Regions from separate parts of the Mus musculus genome. Here region 2 is linked to region 1. Evidence: chromatin loops called from intact Hi-C (ENCODE). Cell type or tissue: left cerebral cortex. All regions are shown on one strand. Links, peaks and the distances in the headings refer to the core of each region. The heading gives the core; the rest is flanking DNA.

Region 1 (11,387 bases), core at 2,299-10,298:
TATAAATACATGAATATGCATCACAAGAAAGATTAAAATCTCAGTCCTGGATCACTTTCTCATTCATCTACCCTTATGGTTCCTTAAGTAAAGGGCAGGCTTTACCTCCTCTTCCCACGATCAGAATTCAGTTACTTGTCAAATCTTCTCAGTGTTATCTGCAGGGCCCACGGGGTTAAATGTGGGCCTCCTTCTCTTAACCTGGAAATCAGAGGTGCCAATAGAATGGCTTTTGATTGGGTGTTGCTTTCGGTTTGGTTTTGTCTTTGCACACCACTAAAGACAGACTCAAGCATGGCAGACAAGGACTCTACCAACCCAGCTGCAGTCCTGACCCCCCCACCCCCACCCCCACCCCACCCCACCCCAGTACAGATCATGTTTAAATCCCTTTCGGCTTGAAAATCTATGAGCCAACTTACCATGAGTCATTCAAGCATCAACAAAAACATGACCATTTCTACTGCCTGAATATTTTCTTCATATATTTGAAAAAAAAAAAAACATCAAAAGGCACATGTTCTAGTTAGCTTTAACTGTCAGTGTGTATAAGTCTCAACTGAGGAACTACCTAGATCAGCCAACCTGTGTGAGAGTGTCTTGATTTTTAATTGATGGAAGAGGGCCCAGACCACTGCAGGCAGCACCATCCCTAGACAGATGGTCCTAGGCTGTATAAGAACAAGCTGGGCATAGTCTTGTGAGTGAGCTAGCATGCAGTGCTTCTCCATGTTCTCTGCTCCAAGCTCCTGCCTGAGTTCCTACTCTGACTTTCCTCTATGATGGACTGTGTGACTTGGAATTAGAACCCAAATGAACCCTTTCCTCCTGTAAGTTGTTTTTCATCCATGGTGCTTGTCACCTCACTATGCAGCCAAAACGACAATATGTACTACTATTCCTTATTAATAAAAACCTGAGCTAGGAGTGGCTCTAGCCCCATTATTCATACAGCGGAGACAGAGGATCTTGAGTCTGAGGTCAGCTTGGGCCACATAATTAGTTCAAGGCCAGCCTGAACTACATAGGGAGAATCTGTCAAAACAGAAATAGAGCAAAGGAACAAATAAAAAGTTCCTTGTCTCCAAAGGGGAGCACAGAGACTCTGTTAGAATGACAGAGCTAGAGAGGGCTGTACATTTATTTATCAAGGAGGTATAATGAGACAATAGAAGCCCATGTGCGTATGCTTGACAACATTCAATCAGAAACATTAGGAGAGCAAACCCAAAGGTCCCTATCCCTCAGGCCCACTACATTATCTGTGCCCTTGGAAAGTGACTGTTAGCATCCTTGCTCCAGGTAAGTGGTGGCTTAGAACCCAACCCTCACATTGCATACTGTGGATGATTTGCTCTTCCCACCTCATCCACCCCATCCTTCTCCTTCTCCTGCAAGCCCAGGACTCCCTCAACTCTGTAGCTCAATGCCGCCTTCCACATGGACACACTACTGTATCTTAATCAAGATGTTATTGGTTTATGTTCCATCCGTAAGTAAGCAATACAGATGAGTCTTCTGTACTGCTCCTCTGATGACGTCTCCGTACTCATTGAGATACATTGCAGGGGTCCATCCTTCAGTGCAGGATCCTCACCACCCCTGGGAGCGCCAAAGCCTATGTGTTCAAACAGAAGTTGATAGGAACTAACTCTGTAATTCACATCTGAAATCCACTGTAGCTTCTCCAGTTCCCTCACTTAGATATCTCAGACTCTTTCCTCTCTTCCTTACCTAAGATCACATCACAAGCCCTGGTTTGTCTTCTCAGTGATTTAAAATGAACTCTTCCTCATTTTCTCCAAACTTGAGAACTCTCGGATAACCAGGGTTCCTGCCTTGGATCTCTCTTCCTACCTTCTTTGTACCCATCATCCCCTGGACATCTGGAGTGATTTGTCTGTTGGGAAATTGCCAGTGCCTGCCTCCGCCATGGTCATACATTCCCTCAGTTCCAAGTAGCCCTCCTCCTCCCAGCATGACCATCCCTGCCCATGCTTCCTGCCAACATTCTTCACCAACTCTTGGCAATTCATGCTTCTACACAGGGGCAGCTTCTTGTCCTTCAAATGACACCTCTTGTGACAGCTCCAATGACCTTGTTTTCATTCTTTCCCTGAGAATTTTAAAATACCATCATTGGTTCCTTGCAAGATGCACTGTTTTTCTTTTCAAAAATACAACAATTATCTATACAAAACCCACCAGTCCTATGTAAGATCACTATGTGCAACTTATATCCACCTGTGGTCATCTCCCTGATCCACCTAAAAGACAACTGCACATTTTTTTTAACATTTATTTATTTGGGGACATACATGCCACAGCTTGAGTAGAGAGGTCAATAGACACCCTGTGGGAGCCAGTTCTTTCCTACCACCATATGGATTCCAGGGATCAAATTCAGGTCATCAGGTTTGCAACTGCCTTCACCTGCCGAGCCACCTGGCTGGCCCTATCCCAAGCTTCATGCTCACCACACTGCTTTTCTTAAAACAATAAAAATAAAAAGTGTATTTTAGAACATGTATGTTTAAAAAAATGTTTGCTTTTGTAGTTGCTTATCTGTGTCAGCTTGTTTCCTTGGCTCCCCTGAGTAAACTAAGACAACAGTCTTAGAAGACACAATGTGGCAATATTTAGTAACTCAAACACTCACAGAACTCTACAGTCCAGCAATTCGATCCCTTGGTATCTGCACCGGGAGAAATGTTTACACCTGTGCCTAAGGAAATATTTTTGCGATTTTTTTTTTTCAAAAGGAAGTGGCTGCGGCTGAGAACAGAGAAACACTGTTTGAGGACACAGATGGAATATTGTACAGCAATAGAAGTCAATTAGCTACTGCTACATACAACATGAGGATACAGTGATGAGTAAGGGAACTTAAAAAAAACACAGGAACAAAGGGATAGTGGTAAACTTTTTACTCTAAGATTTTTATTTGTTTTGGGGTTTTCTTTTTGGGTTTTTTTGGGGGGGGGTTAGGATTTTTTGTTTTGGCTCCCCTCCCCCCCAGACAGGGTTTCTCTGTATAGCCCTGGCTGTCCTGGAACTCACTTTGTAGACCAGGCTGGCCTCAAACTCAGAAATCTACCTGCCTCTGCCTCCCAAGTGCTGGGATTAAAGGCATGCGCCACCGAGGCCCAGCTAAGATTTTTAAAGTATAAATATGACTTAACTTTTACAGTAAACAAAAATTTTTCCTGCTTTCAACAATTTATACCTTGTCTTTCTTAAAGCAGTTATAACCTTACAAGGGCTGGCACATTCCACATCTCCCACAGAACCTAGACTAGTGTCTTCAACAAAGTAGGAACTTAATGAGGAATTACCAACTGAATGATCTCAGACTGCTAGTTAGCCAAGTATTGTAATAAAAGGAAACCTCTGTAGTCTTCTTGACTTCATGAGAGATCACATGAAGCTTTTGTCTACTTATAATTTACATAATCCATCTATAGGGCCACTACAGACCTCTCACCCAAAAGAACATTTAATCTTGGAAGGACTCTGTGTTTCTTACCAAAGTTAACTTAAATACAAGTAAAACTCACTTGAGGTTAAATAAAAGTAGAGAAACGACAGCATCTATTCATGATCCTCTGAAATTAGAACTACAGCTCTGTGAAACAGAACTTCAACATACTAGAACCAAGAGACATCTGATAAATCATTACAATTTGAAACAGAAGTCTGCCCCAAAGCAATCCTTCCACTGAATGTATAATTATCATTGACATAACAACTGAAAATCTGGACAAAACCAAGAATTTTTAAGGTTGGTAAAAGCAAAGGTTTTTAATTTCGAAATATCCTATTAACTTAAAAGATATTTTGGGTAAGATATATTAAATGAGGAAGCCAATAACAGGAGTAATATTCCACCAATCAGGGCCTTCCTTGTAACCCAATGAGGCATGCACATTCTCTGTAGGTGATTATAGCCGAGTTACACAGCATCTTCCCTTCGACCTTGGGAACCTGCTCGCTCCCAGAGTTACTGCTAGGTCTTCTGATTCATTTATTATGAGTCTTTGTACCTGCAATGCTGTAGCAAGCCCTAGATAGGAATATCAGCATCACAAACTCACAGTACTCAAAACTGTAGAAATGCTACCAAAGCAAATGGGGTGGGGGTGGAGAAGGAATATATAGATATGTATGCAAAAACTTAAAAGGAGGAAAACAAAGTTGAATAGTTTTAAGATGGAAGATTTAATTTTCCTTTGAAGTATACATTTCTTAAGTCTGTGACATAACTATTAATTAGTATGTATTTTAATATAAGAAAATATGTTCAAAATATTATTTTGTTAGGAGAAATTGCAATCGAATATATGACTTATTAAATCTTGCCGAAGGACTCCAAACTGGAAATTCTTTTTTTAAAAAAGCCTTATAGGACTTTCTGTCCAGAAGCGAGAAACAATTTGGCAACCCGGTGTTCCGTTTAGTTTCAGTCATTTGCTTCATGTCCATTATGTAATGCTTTCCCCAGCTTTTAGGTCTCTAGTTTCACCAACCTTTCAGGTAGATCACAGAATCGTCACAGAATCAGTATCTGGTCATAACTTTTAAAAGCAGCTTAAGACGTGGCTTACGGTGCGTCTGCAAACGGTAGAGGCTTTTAGAAATCTGCGGGTGTCATTCGTTCTCCGCAGCTTCCTCCCCAGGTTTCCCATCCCTCCTCCCCCAGCGTCCCCGGCGACTCGATCTGCGGGCAGCTCCAAGCTCGACGCAGGGGAAGCACGTCCTGACTGCAATGCAAACCCTGTCCCGGTCTGAACCGGAGAAGGGAGCTCGGGCGATGAGCGTGGACGCAGGCTGCAGGGAGGGCTGCAGGGACGCCAGCCGGGGGTAGCAAGGAGTGCTCGCGAGGACAGTCCGCAGTGCACGCGCACAACCAAACCCGATGCACAACTTGCCCGGCCACTGCCCGCGGCTCCCGGATTCCCTGAAAGGTGCAGCGTAGGCGTCAGCTCTCGTAGGCGCGGGCGCTCTCACCCGCACCGGTTCGGTTCTCCGCTGACAATTACATCAGTCCTCCCGGCCCCGACTTCCATTCCCAACCAGTCGGCCCTGGGGTGCGGGCATCGGGGATGAAGAACTGCCGCGGGGGGCGGAGAAGGGGGGCAGAGGGGAATGCGTGTAAAAGGAAGCCGGATTCCCCGGCAGCCGCGGGAAGGGAAGGCGGGCGGTGAGCGGGGACCGTGACACCGGTACCCCCTCCCACTCTGACCGCACCGGGGACCGATTTGGCCATCCTCGCTTCCGCGCTACCCAGCTGGGGTGCCTCTGGAGACAGCGATGCCTTGGGGGCCTGGGGCTGCGGCTGCCCACTCGGGTATCGCCAGGGTCCTCGGCCCTCTGGACGCGCACAATGCCCCCGGGCCGCGCGGCAAGCACCGCGTATCCACCCCGCGGCGGAGAGACACTTACCTGCAGGGCGAGCGGTAGGTCGCGGTGGGAGATGGCCCGTGCTATCTGCCCGGCGCGCAGGCTGGAGGAGGCTCCGGAGGCGCGGAGGACGGGCGCCGCCTGTGCCGAGCTGTGGTCTCCAGCGCGGACAGCGGCGGCCGCGCGGCGCCTCCAGTGGTCCTCCGCGCCGCAGCCCCTCCTCTCCCACGGGCGGGGCGCGCTGGCGGGGCGGCGCTCCGGGCTCCCCGCCCCCGGCTCCGGAACACCCGCCAGCCCCGATCGTTCCCGCGGGCTCCATGGTGTCCCGCTCTGCTCCCACCGCGCCCCCTTCGTGCGGGATCCAGCGCCCATCTGGTCCCTGCCTGGCGTCCACGGGAATCCGTGGGGTACCAAGATCAGTCATCCGAAAGACCCTGCCCGGGAGAGATAGGCCCCCCGCGTGTCCAGTCCTGCAGCGGCGGGAGCGCTGGGCTGGAAAAAAGAGGCCGGGAATGACTGCAGCGCTCCGGCCATGGAGCGGTGGGAGAGGGCTTCACCGGAGAACTGCAGCCTGGTGGCCTCCGCTCTGCGAGACCAAGCCCCTGGCCCTCGGCGCCCTTCGGAGGCCTCATTCAATAAATAAACAATATGTTTAGGCTTTCTGCCCTGCGAACTCTCAGTCCGGGAGAGACACTTGGACTGTGTGGAAGGAAGGACCAATGGCTTTAAAGTCCCTGGCAAAGCCCCGCAGTGTCCACGCAGCTTCCTTACACCCTTCCCACCCAGCAACTTCCATGCTAAAGCTATTCCTGGCATGCGTCCAAGACCAGATTGATCTAAAGGCAAATTTGCACGGAGGGAGGGGGGTACTTTAAATATTTGCACAGACGTTTCTTCTGTAAAGGGATAACTGAAGAATGTCCCTGTATCAAGACGTCTCTGTCATCAACAACTTCAAGGGGACAAATCTAGAGAACTGGGCCAAACAGGGACTCTTGGAGCGCTCTAGCTGTTTTGAATTGGGTGGAGGAAGGGGTTCCTTTAAAATCTGATGATCTGCCGCCTACTGAGATAGTCCTCATGGCATTTCCCAGTTGTCAGTGCTGATACAATGCTGGTGTGCTCTGACATAGCTCTGAGCATTCTTGCCTACATATCATTTCTCTTGAGTCTCCTTCTTACATGTGGGATTAACTTCTTCCATCTTGAATAAGGATCATCTTAAAATAACAAATGCTAGACCTTGTGACACATGGCAGTCTCACCCCAGTTTCCTCCCTGTGGAAACAGTCTCTACAAGGGAGCCATTATGTCGCTCAACTTCACTCTGTTATAGCTCCTTTTCCATCTGGGTCCCAGTGTGGCGGCAACTACTAAAACAGCTTTCACACACAAAAGTAGGCATACGTGAAAAATACCAGACAGTGAAAGGAGACCAGAGAACTCTTAGTCTTTATCTAAAAAAGGTCCTCTCAAAATTTTTCACATAACCCCTATTAGCAGAATCATAAACTACCCAGGGATATAGGAACTACCCAGACCCACACCTCACAATTTATTGTAAGAAAGCATGTATGCTTGCTATTCTCTTCCATAGCATTATTTGGAAGACAGATTTTGTACATCAGAGGGAAACATCTCCTCCTGCCTGTCTTACAGACAAATGGTCTAACGAAGATGTAATGGTGGGTGGATATCTGGGACAAATGGGTGGATTAAAGAGAGCTGGGTGTGTGTATAGAGCTGCATAGCAAAGACAGTTTCACCACTCTGGCTGTGTATCACAATATTTAGAAAACTCACCCTGGCAGAGATGTGTAAGTCGGAGTAACGGGCTTTTCCTTGTTCTCCAGCTATAGCAGTGTTTTTATTGCTCTGAAAAGTGCCAGGGGGGCAGCAGAGTTTTCTTTACATGTATATTCTTGTGAAAGCATAAGTCACAAGTCAGATGTTAGCTAAAAGGATCTCTGCTTCTGTAATCCATCCCTTTTATTTGTCTCAGAGAGGGACTTTTTCTGTGAAGAAAGATAAGGAGGCTCTTAAATGACCAGTGCTATTAATCCTATAATTCCATTACATGCAAATGAACTGAGCCGCATTTGAATAACCATAGTCCCACCATCAATTAATCTGCTCACACGTGCTCACACCTCTGCTTTCATTGCAGGTTTCTATCGGGTGCTATTTTGGCTGAGTTTACTTAAAAGGCTGAAATGCTTGCTAGTGCTTCACTGAAAGATGCAGTCCCAAGGCATCCTGTATGGAGAAGTGGTGAAGGGAAAGGCAAGCTGAGAGACAGACCAGATGTTTGACTAGTGAGTTATCTGGCCCTTCGGAATACACCAGAGAAAGAACTCCCGCAGCTTGTCATCAAAATGTTTGGGCTGGATTGTTCTTCGGACTACTTGGTGATGCTGAGAACTGTACTTCCTTGAATCTCCTTTCCTGTCTGTTCACAAGTCTATATCTGCCAGTAAGGGCAACAGTATAGAGTTGCCTGGTGTGTGAGGAACAAAGTAACAGAGCAGCCCTGTCAGCAGTCCCTCTATAACAGAAGGGTGTATGTGTGTGTGTGTGTGTGTGTGTGTGTGTGTGTGTGTGTGTGTGTCTGTGTGTGTGTGTCTGTGTGTCTGTGTGTCTGTGTGTCTGTGTGTGTGTGTGTGCTTCCCAGTTAGTTTGGACTCCCTTACCTGTGTCAAGGCTGGTCTCCCGTCCTTCCCCTCCCTCTTCAAAACTTCTTCATCTCCTCTAACAAATGCAAAGATGACTCCTTATGACAAATTCCCTATTACAGACGCCCCCATTGGTTCTGAATTCCCAAAGAACCCTGTTTACAAGGACCTGTACCCTGAGCTGGGCTGCCTCCATCTGAGGCAGGACAGGCACACAGGGAGCAGGTGTGGCAAATAGCTGCTGAGAAGCAAAGAGAAGGGGCGGGGCTCTAACTGTTATTGGAAGAATCCTGAGTTTCTCATTTTTAAGTTAAGAGACTTTACACTCTGCAACGGATTTATCAGGGCTAGTAAGAGGTGGGTAAAGAGATTTGCTACCAAGCCCGATGACCTGAATTGTTCCCTGAGACCCACGTAGTAAGAAAAAGACGAATATCTACAAGTTGGTCTCTGATCTACACACCCACACCTGGTGGCCATGCATGCACACAACCCCCGGGGGGAACCCTTTTGGGAAAAAAACCAAATATATGTAATTTTAAAAAGATGTGTTCTCTCTCTCTCTCTGTGTGTATCTCTGTGTGTCTGTGTGTATTTCTCTCTCTCTCTCTCTCTCTCTGAGTGTGTGTGTGTGTGTGTGTGTGTGTGTGTGTGTGAATGTGCCTGTGAGTGCAGGTGCCTACTGAGGCCAGAGGTATCAGATCCCCAGGAAGCTAGAGTTATAAGCAATTTTAAGACACCATAATGTGGGTGCAGGAACAGAGTTCAGGTCCTCTGCAAGAGCAGTGCACACTCCTCACTGCTGATCCATATCTCCAGCCCCCAAGAACCAAGCTCGTGAATTTCAATATCAAGGAGCAGAGTCAGAAAAGGGAAGGGCATCCTCTTGAGACACTGAGTTCTTCGAGGAAGGCTGCCCTGTTCCCTAGCGTGTTCAGGTGAGAAGAGTCTTTCTCTCGCCTTCCTTACAGCCTGCTTGGCAGATGTGGTGGTGGCTTTGCACGTATTCATAGAGCCCTCATCCCGAAATTGATGTAAAGCTTCCCCCCAATCTCATAGACTATTGAAGCCACTCTTCCCAAGAAGACTGTCGTCAAGAACCTGAGTTCTTGAGAAGTCAAACCTGGGAGTCTGCCCTACGTCCTTCACACCCACATTCTCATCATCTCCCCGAGTGGTTTGCCGATCCAGACCAGACAATACCACTGTCTCCATTTCAGAGTGAACCTTCTGTTCAGACAGCCTTCACTCAGTTTCAAAAAGGATAAAGAATTGAGTTTACACAAACAGATCAACTTGTCCTGCTGGAGGCAGGAGAGAGTGGTAGCTATTTGTTCCTTTATTTAATTCAGTAAATACATTCGAATGACGACTGGCCTGCATTAGTCACTGTTCTTGGGACTGAGCTATTGTAAGCAAGCAAGCAAAAAAAAAAAAAAAGCCCTTTTGCCCTGATGGAGTTTACCTTCTAACAGAGTGAGAGAACAAGCAACCTACTCAACAGATGAATAAACTATATACCAGAAACTCATAGGTGATACAGGATGTAAAGCATATTAACAGGGATGGGAAAGGATTGTCAAATAGCCAATAAATAAAATAATGAACCAGGGCTTCACCGAGAAGGTGACAATTGAACACAGGCATGACAAAGATGAGGAGGGTCACCTGGAGGTCTCCACTTCCATCCCACTCTACACTGTAGATGTACGTGCCTGGTACGTGTCCAGCAAGGGGAAGACCAACCAGCGTGCCTGGCACAGTGGATGAAGGAATATATAATAGGCCAGATCCCAAAGGGCCTGAAAGCCACGCCCCTAGCTGCTGTGTTGAAATAGACTCTACAGGAGCATGAGTGGGATCAGCCAGAGGGATCTTTTGTTTAGTCCAGGAATCAAGGTGCTGTGGGGCCAGCTAGGTGACTATGATAAAGAGAAATAGAATAACAATGCACTATACAGGAGTAGCCACCTTGCTTTTTTCTGGTGGGCTATATCCTGATAGATTAGCTGACACTGGTATTTGAATGACTTATGAATGAGACTTAATTTCATTACATTAGGGTAAGGAAAAACTCCCCTGGTCAAGTATATAGAATCTCTGGCCTGGATGGAGGACTGGCATCCCTGCTGAGTCAGGTCAATCACTTTGGCTAAGGGACTCAAAGGAGGACTGATCTTAAGCCATGCAATAGAGGTAGGAGGAATAACCAGTGTTCTAATGAGACACTTAACTTTTCCTCCACAGACTCTTCACCCCTCGTGCAGTACCTAATTGGTTGGCCACAGCTTTGTAAGTCTTCTGGCTTTTTTGAATGGTTTCTTCTTTCCATCCCTCTTCTAGGCATGCTTTCCTTAATGTTTTAGGTTTGCCCGATATTTTGGGGCCTCCTAACTCTCTAAAGCTTCCTTCCCTGCAATATTGCTGCTTGTTGGACATGTGACTCACCTCCTCTATGTCAGCTGATGTGGCTTGCCCCACCCTGTATCTCTCTCCTCCATTCTACAGAGAGCTGCTGAGAGTCACATCTGTCCTGTCTGGGGATATCTTTTAAACTCTAATAAAATTGTTACTGAACATCTAGTTGAGCCCATTAATGAGACCAAGGACCCTAAGAGGGGACCCAAGTTTCCTTCATATCATCTGATGATCCAGATAGGAACCCCCAAATTCCAATAGCAATTATATTATTCACTAGGTGAGGTTAAGAAAAGAGCCATAGGGCCTTCTACTTCCTGTGCGGGTAGCACTAGCTGCTGCTGCTGAGGGTGGCTATTACACAGTTCTGTACCTTAGGCTTTCACACACAAACACACACACACACACAAGGGCGTGCAGCAGAGAGAGAGAGAGAGAGAGAGAGAGAGAGAGAGAGAGAGAGATATTTGAAGGAAATCAATCACATGTATCCACGTGCTTCCCTGGAGGCTTTTTGTTTTGTTTTGTTTTGTTTTGTTTTTTGTTTTGTTTTGTTTTTGTTTTTTTCGAGACAGGGTTTCTCTGTGTAGCAGCCCTGACTGTCCTGGAACTCACTCTGTAGACCAGGCTGGCCTCGAACTCAGAAATTCGCCTGCCTTTGCCTCCCAAGTGCTGGGATTAAAGGCGTGCACCACCATGCCCGGCTTCCCTGAAGTCTTAGTCAGTGAAAACTTACAGCATCCTCCCTCAGCCAGATTCTCCTTTTCCTTGTTATTGTATCAAGCCCACTTTCCTCTAGATAAGCTAAAAGAATAAGAACTCAGCCTGCTTTTTCTTTGTTTCTTGAGAACGAGCCTTGCTGTGAGGCCCCCAGAATAGGCAGAAAACTCTCACAGC
Region 2 (11,387 bases), core at 1,080-9,079, 170 kb before region 1:
ACAACTCCCTTCAAAGAAACCTTTAAGCCATTTTCTTATTTAACAATTTCTCAGCTAAAATGTTTTTTCAAAATTCCATCAGACATTTGTTGATAACGAACATGTTAAATGAAGGAGGGGAAAGATACAGAAGATTAATGAGCTGGGATATATATATATGTATATATATATATTATTTGGCGATAACAGGTGAACATAGAAATAAATAAGAGAGACAATGACCACTAAGAATAAAAGCTATCAAGTTCACCTACGTCTTTTTACTTCAGACTCCTGAGCTGTCTCTAACACAAATGTTCACGCAGAGAATATTATTAACAGAAAATAACTGTTTAAAATAGGAGAATATATGCAGTGATTTAGATGCCATAGAAAGGGTATTCTATGTCCACTAATAACGAGCCTTACCTCATCGGGGCTAGGGATAATATTTACACTGACAACGTGATCACAAATGGTAGACTCTGAGTGTATTCTGTTCAGCCGACTCCGGAGCTCAGCGTTCTGGTTAAGTGCCTTAAAGTAACAAAAACTGCAACTGTAACTGCACATTAATAAGCAAGTGTTACGAACAAACACAAGGGACAACTTGAGACAGCAAATTCTGAGATATTCTCTGATTCTGGGGGTCTTACCATGCACTGGACCATGTAAGTTAAGAAGGAAATAAATGGCTCAGAGTTATGACATTAATTTTTTGTAATGTAAGACCACTATTTAAATAGGTTAGTAAACCGAAATAGTTAATGGGCTTCATAAAAATGATACATGGATTTTTTTTTCTCCTCGTTAAAGGCATATCCATTATATCCAACACCAGTCTACCACCACATATATATTACTTTGTGCAGTCTGGAATGATATGATTATATATGATATATTATATATAACATATATGATAACATATAATATATTATATATTATATATGATAGTATATAATATATGATAATATGATATAATTCTTTTATATTTTCATTTTGTGCTACTCTCTAAAGTTTAGGATTCATTCCAAAGTCATCATCTTACAAATATTTGGGATAATTAATGAACTGGCTTAAGTGTAGAGAATTATCTTTCAGTCTGATGAAAGGAAATGGCTGTTTTTATTTTTTCTAGGAGCTCATAATTAATCCTCTTGGCAGTACAGTGGAACCAACAAAAGCAACCTAAGAGGTACTTTGGCCAAACAGTACGGACACAGAACATAAGTCCAACAGCAGCCAACTCAGAGTTTCAGTCCATCACAGTACTTTGAACACACCAGCAATTGGCATCTGTAAAACACAGTTTACACAGTCTCCCACATGCAGCAACTGTGCCTGATGCAAGAACAGAACAGCCTCACAAAAGCACACCCTTCTCGGGTTCCTGTGCATGAAGCTCAAAGTCCCTTCTGCACTTTGTGGTCCATTTCCGTGTCAGGATTCAGTTCACTAGAATTTTTATCAAGCTTTAGGTAGGATGGCTCTGTGAGGACAAGGCCTATGTAAGAATGGTCAACCTCCTTCCTTCCTGTTAAAAGTGGGAATTTCTAGATGGACATAGGTGTCTTAAGAGTAGACAATATATGCCAGGGTTTACTAAGGGGCACCTGCCAGCTTCTGTTTAAAGCCTTTAGAACAAGTTTGCATGATACATTAAGCAACACATTGGGTCCGATATGACAAGCATGAGTAGTTTGAAGGTGAATACTAATCCAGCAGCATTGCATGCAGGGAGAGGAGGAAATGTCTGGTTATCTTAGAAACCATGGACAAACTAAGCAAGAGATGTGTATAAGTAAGACATGTACCTCAAAGGAAAAATTCTAATAGCCAGTCATTCGTATAAGTGCTTAGGTCATTTTTAAAAAGTATTTATAAGTTTACTTAACGTATATGAGTTCTCTATATGAACATATGTCTGCGTGACAGATGAGGGCATCATATAGAAGAGAACACCAGATCACATTATACATGGTTATGAGCCACCCTGTGGGTGCTGGGATTTGAACTCAGGACCTCTGTAAGAGCAGCCAGTACTCTTAACTGATGAGCCATCTCTTTATCCCCCTCAAGTCATTTTTAATAGGAGCAAAATCCCACTTACGATTTTGAAAGAAAAAAAAATGGTTGCTTCAAGCTAATCCTTGTGGCTAGCTTACTTGTTATCTAGGTGGTCATTTACTTTGCCCATAAGTACCCACAGTTACTGAAATATTCAGGCCAAATCTACCTTGCCACATGTACATGGGAGGGCTCTGGTAAAGCATTTGATGAGCTGATTGGCAGAGACAGTCTTGACCTGAGGCTTTCAAATAAATCTTGACCATCCATTCTTTTTAAAATGACCACACCTTCTGTTGACACTGGAACAGGTTCATGGACCAACACCCATGAAATCACAAGAGTAGGCAATGCTCTTCTTCAGGGAAGGAATGTTATAAAACACATGTTTTCTATTAATAAGGCATGTTGTGCAACCTCTTACTCTGAGTATTGAAAAATCCCAAAAGCTCACTGAAACTCTCAGCCAGTTTTCACTAAATGTGATCCGACCTACAGACATGAAAGGGGCATGCGGGAAAGCCTTAAGCAGTAAACCAGTAGCAAGTGAACTAAACAAGCCTTTAAAATTGTTTGTATATTTTTTAATGTGAAGATAACCGTTTCTTTTTCTGGCATGTAAGGGTAAAAGTTCTGAAAGTGGGAAGACGAGTTTTTCTTGATTTTAAGACCAAGTAGGTAAGACATGTAAGCTATGGGGGGCCTGAATCCCTCTCTCCACTTTATTTCTCTTTTGAGATATAGCCCATGCCACTTTAAAACTTGGAATCCTCCTGCCTCAGCCTCCCGAGTTCCTGGGATTACAGACTTGTGCTACTGTGTCCTGTCTATAAGGCTATGTCTCCTTTTATTTACAAAGTAAGGCAGTTGTCGTGGGTAACTTTTTTTTTTTTTTTTTTTTTTTTTTTTGGTTTTTCAAGACATGGTTTCTCTGTATAGCCCTGGCTGTCCTGGAACTCACTCTGTAGACCAGGCTGGCCTCGAACTCAGAAATCTGCCTGCCTCTGCCTCTCAAGAGCTGGGATTAAAGGCGTGCGTCACCACGCCCGGCTTTGTCGTGGGTAACTTCTGATGCTCATTTCAAATTTGACTAGAATGTCAAGTTGAGATCTTACACAGTGCTCCTTGGTCAACAGTCTGAAGAACAACTGCACACCTCCGAGAGTGTCAAGTAATTCTGAACCTGAGGGTTTTCTGGTGTTTACATTTGCAAGGAAGGGACTTTGTATACTTCTAAGGGCCGACCCAGGGCATATGGCTGCCTACCAGGAAAATGACCAGGGTGTTTTCCCATTGTGTGTAGCTTATTTAGACATTTATTGGGCTGGTCTGGAAAGAGATGTTTTCAACACACATCTTTAATTTTCTTAGTGTTAAACCCCTGTTTTCTCCTCAATTATGTGGCAAACAGGTATCATCACAATAAAAGAATCATCTTAAGTGCGTTCTTTACTGACAAAGGTTCTTAATTCTGGTTTGTTTTGTTTTTTACTTTTAAGTTTTCCAAATTTCAAAAGTAAAATTTCCGAAATTATTGCTAATAGTTCAGATCAAGAATCTGCGCTAATTGACATGGTGAATAATTGCAATTGATTGCCAATATGTTGACACTAAGGGAAAGGAAGCAAGCTTTATTTTATTTTTAAGCATAGCACAACAAATTTTAGTCATCCAAAATGTCAAAGTTGTAACAAACCCAGAACTGAACCTAAACTAAATCCTACTTCTATTTCTTTCTTTCTTTCTTTCTTTCTTTCTTTCTTTCTTTCTTTCTTTCTTTCTTTTTTTTTTTTTTTTTTTTTTTTGGTTTTTCGAGACAGGGTTTCTCTGTATAGCCCTGGCTGCCCTGGAACTCACTTTGTAAACCAGGCTGGCCTCGTACTCAGAAATCCTCCTGCCTCTGCCTCCAAGTGCTGGGATTAAAGGCGTGCGCCACTACTGCCCAGCTCCTACTTCTATTTCAAACAGATATCACCTACACGACATTCAGAGCAAATATTGGAAAGAAATGACTTCTTTGATAATATATATTCAGTGGTAGATACAAGACATGTTATAGAACACAAAGGGAGTAGATATAAGTCACTCCAACTCCGGTAACCTCAAGCCAGCAACCAGGCATGCATCAGCCCGTTTCAGCAATCTTCCTCAGGCTGGCTCCTCCTTTTGCCTTGATGATCAGTATGCTTGTGAAATTTGCTGCAGCCAAGTGTGTGAAAGCTGGGCACAGTGTTTCTCAGCAGGGACATACCTTTTCTAATGGTATCGTGGAAACGGAAGCTACTGAGGAACAGAGGTACTGAGAGAGCAACAGCCATGGGAGTGATACTCATGTGAAAGAGCCCAGGAGAGGGTACAAAATAATGTAGGAAATGTGCTCAAGGAGAGTGAACAAAGCAAGGGAAAAGGAGGCAGATCCCAGCCACGGGTGCCAGCCACTGAGCAAGAGAAACCACAGACGCCTGCCTGGAAGAGGACCGCTTTGTCTTGTACATAGGGGCCAAGGCCAGCAGGAAGAAGCACTGGCACGAGCACTAAGCTGTGCCTAGAGTTCTTCACTGAGCAGTCATACAGGGATCCTCTGCACCGCCCGGTGAGCCTGGACTGTGTGGACGGCCCCACAGACCATGCCCATCCCCCTTGCCTCCTGTTCCCAAATATACCAGGATCTAACACTTTTAGAAAAGCAGTTCCTGTTTGCTCTGTTCAAACAGCTACTATCTGAAGTTCCGAAGCGCAAGCAATCCTTATGTCCCAACATCTTCAGACAACAGATGGAAAGTCAACTGTGAGTGTGTGTGAGCTGTGTAGACTCAGGGAGACACTGTGGAATTGTGGGTTCTGGGAAAGAAACATGGTTGCCTGAGTTGGAAAAGGATTAATAACAGTGGGCAAGAATTTTCATACAATCAAATCCTTTGAGTAATGGTAAAGCCGGTTCAAAAGAATGAAAAAATTGATGCAAAAACTGCCAAAACTCAAACCCTGGGCAAATATCCTCGTTCTGTTTTGTTTGTTTGTTTTAATTTAAAAATACTGTTATATTTAGAAAACGAAAAAGAGTATAAAATATATTTTAAAATTCATACAATATTACCTAACTGTTGTTACCACTGAGTCAATCTTTCTAGCATTTTCTCTGCTGTGCTCCTTTTATATTGTTTCCCAGGTGCGTGCCTTGCACTCTGCATCTGCACTTTATTCAATAGCCATAAACACAGGCATCAGCCCCTTTAGAAACATGATTTAAACAGCTGCTCAGTAAACAATGGTTTCATATTATCAGACACATAGTTACTAAGTGTTATTATAATAAATACATTGTGATACCTGCATAGACCCACAGAGACAATGAAACTTAACATGTAGCTAAAAAAATATAAAGGATCTATAAAAAAACATCTTCATACCCCCTAAATTTGACAGAGTCCCAGGGAACTGTAGAATTCAGAGACAAATAAATACACTTGGAATTCCTCTCCTATCACAAACTATTTATTTACAGTAATGTGTAATGTTGTGGACAGGAAAAATGGCAGATACTACTGCTGGGGTTTTAAATTACACCATCATGTGTGCCTTGAGCAAACATTTGGCTTATAGTCTCGTTCTCAAAATATTTCCATAATTCTAAATGCACATTTCCCCTCAGCACACACCTCTGAAGCTCGCTGTCAGTTCAACTCACAGGAATGGTCCCTCCCCCCTTCTCAGCAATGCACAAAAATAATGACTTGCGTAATGCCTGTGGCTTGTCGACTCAGTGAAATGCAGTGGTTGCAGCTGCAGTCGATGGTCCTATGCTGTTGCTCACGTGTGTGCAGCTCCAATTCACACTATAGTCAACACAAGCTGTGTACAAATTCGGTGGTGAGAAACCCAGCCGGCAACAGCAGCAGAGCATACTGTTCTGCAGACGGACTCACTCGGACCCTGCCCGATACATGACCGACTGCTCCGTTAATCGGGAGTGCCAAAGCAGCCTTAGTTTTATAATATGCTGTGGTTTGATTTTAGTGGCCATAAAATGAGGGCTGACGTTAAGTAAGTAAGAGCATCTACAAGGGACAGACGCCAAAGAAAACATCCTGTCCTACACACGTTAAGTCTTAACATCTCTGCTTGTCATGGGTCTGAAAGGTCGTTTCTCAAGGGGTAAAAAGTAGAAAGATTACGTTGTGTTTGTGCCCGGAGAGATGAGGGGAGAGGAATTTATTAGTCTCTCCAGCCTTGCAAGTTTCTACTTACTCGAGGCAGGTAACAATGTATGCCAGGCACGTAGTGAGGCGTGCCCATCTCACCGCCTTCAGATGCCAGGCACCTGTTGAAGGGTGCTGGAGCTGGTTCAGTTGATATGATAAATACTGAGAGGCTTTATAAAAATGCTGCATTGTCGTCATTACGACTCTGTTGAGCATGTCAAATGTTCAGCTGTCAGCCAAGCCATGTTGATCCCATAGCATCTCGCAAACTCAGTCCTTCCTCCATCTCTTTGGCTTGGGAATATTATCTCACATATATAAGACAGTCTAAAATAATGAATCTGACCAATTGCTTTTTGTCTTCATCTCATCCATTTCCACACTACTATACCTGACTAATATTTCTAATATATACAGAATGCCATAATAATGTCCACTTCTGGTAGCTACATTTCTTTAAGCCTTCCTCATCACTGAGAGCATAAGTGTATTCCTTTGTGTAGTCAGCAATGGGCTGGTTATCATCTAATGTCCAGCCAGGGAAGAATTTCTCCACCAATTCTCTGGACCCCTCTATAGTGTTCAAAGCATCGGCATCCCTTCACTACAGAAGAGTAAACTGTGCCTAAGCAAAGGCTGTGGTTTCTAAAGCAGACTCCCACCTCGGCAGTGACTGCAATGTAGCCAGTGAGCGCTTGGCTGGCTCACATGGGGATACGCATGGACATGATACTCTTAGTGTAGGCAGGAGCCATGATACACACGTGTAAGCATGGGACTCTCCAGTGGCTCATGGGCAACAGTCTTAACAGGCCCACATTATTTTCAAATCTTTTGAGTCCTTGAGTGGGGAAGAAAATTTGAACCCCAAACCAAACAACCCAAGGAAAATCTCCTGAGGCTCTGACTTAAGATGCAAAGAAGTCTCTCTCAGGAGGGAAACTGTACATGCTTTGTGTAATTCCCAGCGGGCTGTACTTTAACTCAGTGGGAGTCCTTTAACTCAAAGGGTGCACGCCTTTGATGTAGTTGACACCCTTGCTGTATTTCCCTCCTTCACTTTAGTGTGGGATCCTTCTTCATTCCCTCAGAGCACTCCCCCGAGGGAGTGTGCTGTGCTTGCCCCACACTGGCCTTTTGCTTTTCAACTACCAAAGTCCCACAGAGCCCTGCTGTGAATGGAACTCTTTAACTCTTTCCTGGGTGGACAGAGCTCATCTTAACAACAAGATCATGAGCTTCTGGGGAACCAGGTCTATGATATTCCACATCTTGCATAATAATATCTAGTCATTTACATGCATGCACGAATGAAGCAAATGGTTTTCTATCCCTGTGACCTCTCTTCCTAGTCATTTATTTCTAGATTCAGCCAAAGCTAAATCCTAGATCTCTATTTTTTGGACAGGGTTTCATGAATCCCAGGCTGGCCTTGAACTCACTATGTAGCCATGGAAGGCCTTGAGCACCAGATCTTCCTGCCTCCCCACCCTAAGCACTGACATCATAGAGCAGGTGAGATTGCCCAGTTTTCTGTGGTGCTAGGGGTTGGAATTAGGGCTTTGTGCATGTTAGGCAAGGATTTGATCAGCCTAGCCATATCCCCAGACCTCCAGCCCATGCTCGATCTTAACGAGATGCGGAAGAAAGCAAGCAAGCAGCAAGCAAGAAGCAAATCTTGTTTTTGTCAGTATATGCTCAGTTCCTACCACTGGCTTCCAACATCAAATACACTAAAGAAATACCGCAACACTTCGGGGTTTAGGGTGTGTTTTGTATGTCTTCAAGATGACACCTACATGTTTGTCTGACTACGATTTCGATCTTTCTGCTTCATGGTGCATTCACAACAGTGACTCAGAAGATCAATTAGTATCAACAGAGCATGGGACAGATTCATTGACATGAGCAGATGCCAGAACCTTGGCAAGGTTATGAGTGAAGTTCTCTACCAGCTGCCGGGCAGGTGCTGTGCTGATGCCAGGCAGGTGCTGTGCTGACGCTTATGCTCCTGAGGCCCTGACTTGGCCCTGGAGGCAGCGCATGTACCTTAGCTGATAGCTCTATGTGGGGCTGGGGACGCGTAGCCTAGACACTGGCACTGCATTACGGGAGACTAAATACTGAAAACACTGACAGATCAGGTACAGAACCACACCGACGGAAGGTCACATCTCATCGTTAAGGACTACAGGCAGATTCAAGCAGGACCCCATCCATACGGAGAACCACTTACCCAGGATTTGCCGGCTCCTTCACTCTGATCCAAGGCACCAGAAAGTGAACAATATTGTATATAAACACTGAGTTCTCACACACGGAAAAAAAATTACATCACAGCATTGCATGCTCAAAGGAATCAAACCGAGTGCATTTAAGGACTGACTGGAGAAGATGCTCATTATAGAGGAAGAAGTGTGCGGCTTTCAAGAATTGATAACCAAAACCTCAACTCTGAGGTATACAGGGGTGCGTTAGCTATTAGTAAGATGAAATATGACCTATACTAAAATATAAACGTCTAACTCAGGGAGCATAATGGACAGAAGAGAACCCCAGGTGTGCAAATCATAAAAGAAACAGGTTTGTAGTAATATGTAACTTTCAACAGATTAAAGTCTAAGTGGGAAAACACAAAGTGTGGAAGACTCAGTAGATTTTGTTTTATTAACCATTGGATTGAATATATTCTGGAATATTCCTTAAACATGTAAATCATGTATAAATGCTTGTAGGTTTCCTTTTCTTTTAAATCAGGGGCTGACAAATGACCCCAGACATTAATTCAAGTAGTCTAAAAAACAATTACATATACTCAGCAATTTCTGCTCCTTTTTACCTTACCTCGACATTTTTAGAGGAGAAAACTAATAAAATTCAAGACTGACTCTGCAATGTCTTGGGAGAATGTCAGAGGAACACGCCACCCTCCCCCACACTTCCCCACCCCCACCCCCTGAAACGGTGGCCTCCACGCTCCCTCACCCTTTGCCTAGAATCTTTTGTTGGCCATGCATACAAAACCGCTTGGGTTTACCTGTGACAGTGACTGCCGGAGTCTGGCCATCTGTGTGCTGTGGCCTTTGTTGTGATCTTGCTCCGAGACCACCTGCTTCAGCTTCTCCTTCTCTATAGCTATGCTGTTAAATGCAGACTTCAGAAGAGAATGCACTGTGTGGCGAGAGAGGTGAGAGACAAACACTCAACCCAGTAGAAGGACCATGCGGGATGCTAACCTCTGTGCATCCTAACTGATATCCAGACTTTTTTCTAGAAAGACTAGGTTATAGTCTAAAAAAATAAATAAATAAAAATCAGTCTGTGTAAAAGAAAAAAAAAACTAGCTTTAAATAGAATCTGAGCATTTATACCCAAAACAAATATGGCAATTGTAATTAATTAAAATGGAAATTGTTATATTTCATACCAGCTGAGCCAACACAGTTTGGAAGCAACATCCAAAATATCAACATCAATTCTTAACATCAATACTCAGAAATTAACTCGTATCTCTAGAGGGAAAAGAAAGCAGGTTTTGTTTGTCACGTTTGATGATAATATTTAGAGCCATTCTGTTAAAGTGCCAGGCGACTCAAGAGTTATTATAGTTATTTCCACGGAGTGCACACCTCCAAACAGAACATCTTATGGGTCTTGTCAACATAAACCAGTCAGTGGGACCCAGAAGTTCTGACTGGTTCCTTTGGAGTGGGAAATGATTTGGCTTTAAAAACAGCACCCGCATTGCTTTCTCAGCAATAAGTGTCTCTGTGTCAAAGGCTCTTGGACTGAAAAGCAACAGTAAAGACAGCACCTCTCCACTCATTTCCTACTTGGCTAACAACTTGGTACAATCGGAAGCAGTCTTGTGGTTTGAAGCCACAAAAGGTTGAATATGCATGTTTCAAAAGCAAGGGAAGTCTTCAAGTATAGGCATTTCCCTATTTGAAAAGGGTGACTTTTAGAGGTATGAACATCCGCACAGAAGAGTGGCCAGAACCAAGGGAGGTGACGGTGGGCGGAGTGGAATTGGGGAGGTGTCAGGGACCCAAGTAATTCAAGATCTCTTTCAGAGATGAGGCTGACAATTGGTTTTATTTTGCAGTGCTGAGAGGAACCCAGAGCCTGAGCAAGGGAGGAAGCCTAGTACTGAGCCACACCCCTGCCTCACAATCTATTCATTCAAGTGCAGGATTCCACCAGCTGAAAGCTAACCACTTGACAGCTGGAATTAATCGTGCTGTTGACTTTAAGGTGCCTCATAGTGCCTCTCCAAAGAGTCCAGTCAAGGCATGGATCGGTCCATTTTGTCCCTCTTGTGTGGAACATTTCGATGTCTGATGAAAATAAAACCAAGCACTGTAGTTTCAACTCAGGCTTTAAGACACTGTTGAAACTTGAATTTCCTGGAAGCTTTAGGACTGTGACAAAGTGTCTTGGGGCTGCATCTGGCTCAGTCTTTCTCAGTGTGGTGTTCACCTGTGTGCTCTCTCTCTCCAACTGCTGCCAACAGTCCCCAGAAGCCAAAGTCGTGGCTATGAATCTGAGCCGAATGGAATACCATCGGCTTCGATCACAACATTAGCATCCAACTTAACAAAGCAATGAAAGATGCTCTTATAAGGCGTTGGGGGGATGGCATCAACAGACAAACCCACAGAAAAATAATATGATGGTCTTAGGATTATAAAGTTGACGTGATATCTGCCTATGTTGTAAATAGAGTATCACAGTGAACGAGAGTCCATCTGGATGCCGAGGCTCTTGTTAAAACCACAGCATAACCTTGATGACAGTCTAAGATTATACATTATTTGCTATGTTTCCAGGTATGTTCTTGATGTTCACCTTCTTCCTATTCTAAGCCAATAAGCGGCTGTATCATAAGATAACTACATCGCCTGCCTCCTGGGACAATGCATAGCAGGACCTTCAGTTTTGTCTAAGGAACTCGTTACTGGAAAGGAAAACAGACAGAGAAACAATAAGGGGTTTCCTAGGCACTACATGAAAAGAAATAAGTTTATAATAATTAGTAACTTTCAGCAGATTAAAATCTAAGTGGGAAAATGGAAAGCTCATAATAATTAGTGACAACTGCACATTGTTTTGGGTTTTTTTGTTTTGTTTTGTTTTTTT

What was found. Hi-C counts contacts between places; a loop is a spot of excess contacts. Peaks named below come from ENCODE experiments on the same cell type or tissue, not always from the same donor. Only the 100,000 strongest peaks of a DNase experiment are listed, where the experiment ranks them.
Region 2: it touches region 1 in a loop (2.5-fold over the local background); 1 of 42 quality-filtered maps calls a loop at or near these places.

The regions. Positions count from the first base shown.
Region 1 is chr2:76,400,745-76,412,131 of GRCm38, reverse strand. Osbpl6 (oxysterol binding protein-like 6) reads right to left here and starts at 5,624. Exons shown (of 27, transcript NM_001290733.1): 1 at 5,443-5,624. Gm52557 (a long non-coding RNA gene) reads left to right here. Exons shown (of 3, transcript XR_003954042.1): 3 at 1-1,305. In left cerebral cortex, for the core only: a CTCF peak has its summit at 5,618; DNase peaks (open chromatin) are centred at 6,115, 6,508, 6,712, 7,103 and 3 more places; H3K4me3 peaks cover 2,583 bases; H3K27ac peaks cover 1,651 bases.
Region 2 is chr2:76,566,141-76,577,527 of GRCm38, reverse strand. It overlaps Osbpl6 (oxysterol binding protein-like 6), which reads right to left. Exons shown (of 27, transcript NM_001290733.1): 15 at 9,286-9,419; 16 at 409-516. Among named protein-coding and RNA genes, the nearest start is that of Prkra, 76 kb to the left of the region's middle. In left cerebral cortex, for the core only: no CTCF peak of the experiment used is centred there; no DNase peak of the experiment used is centred there.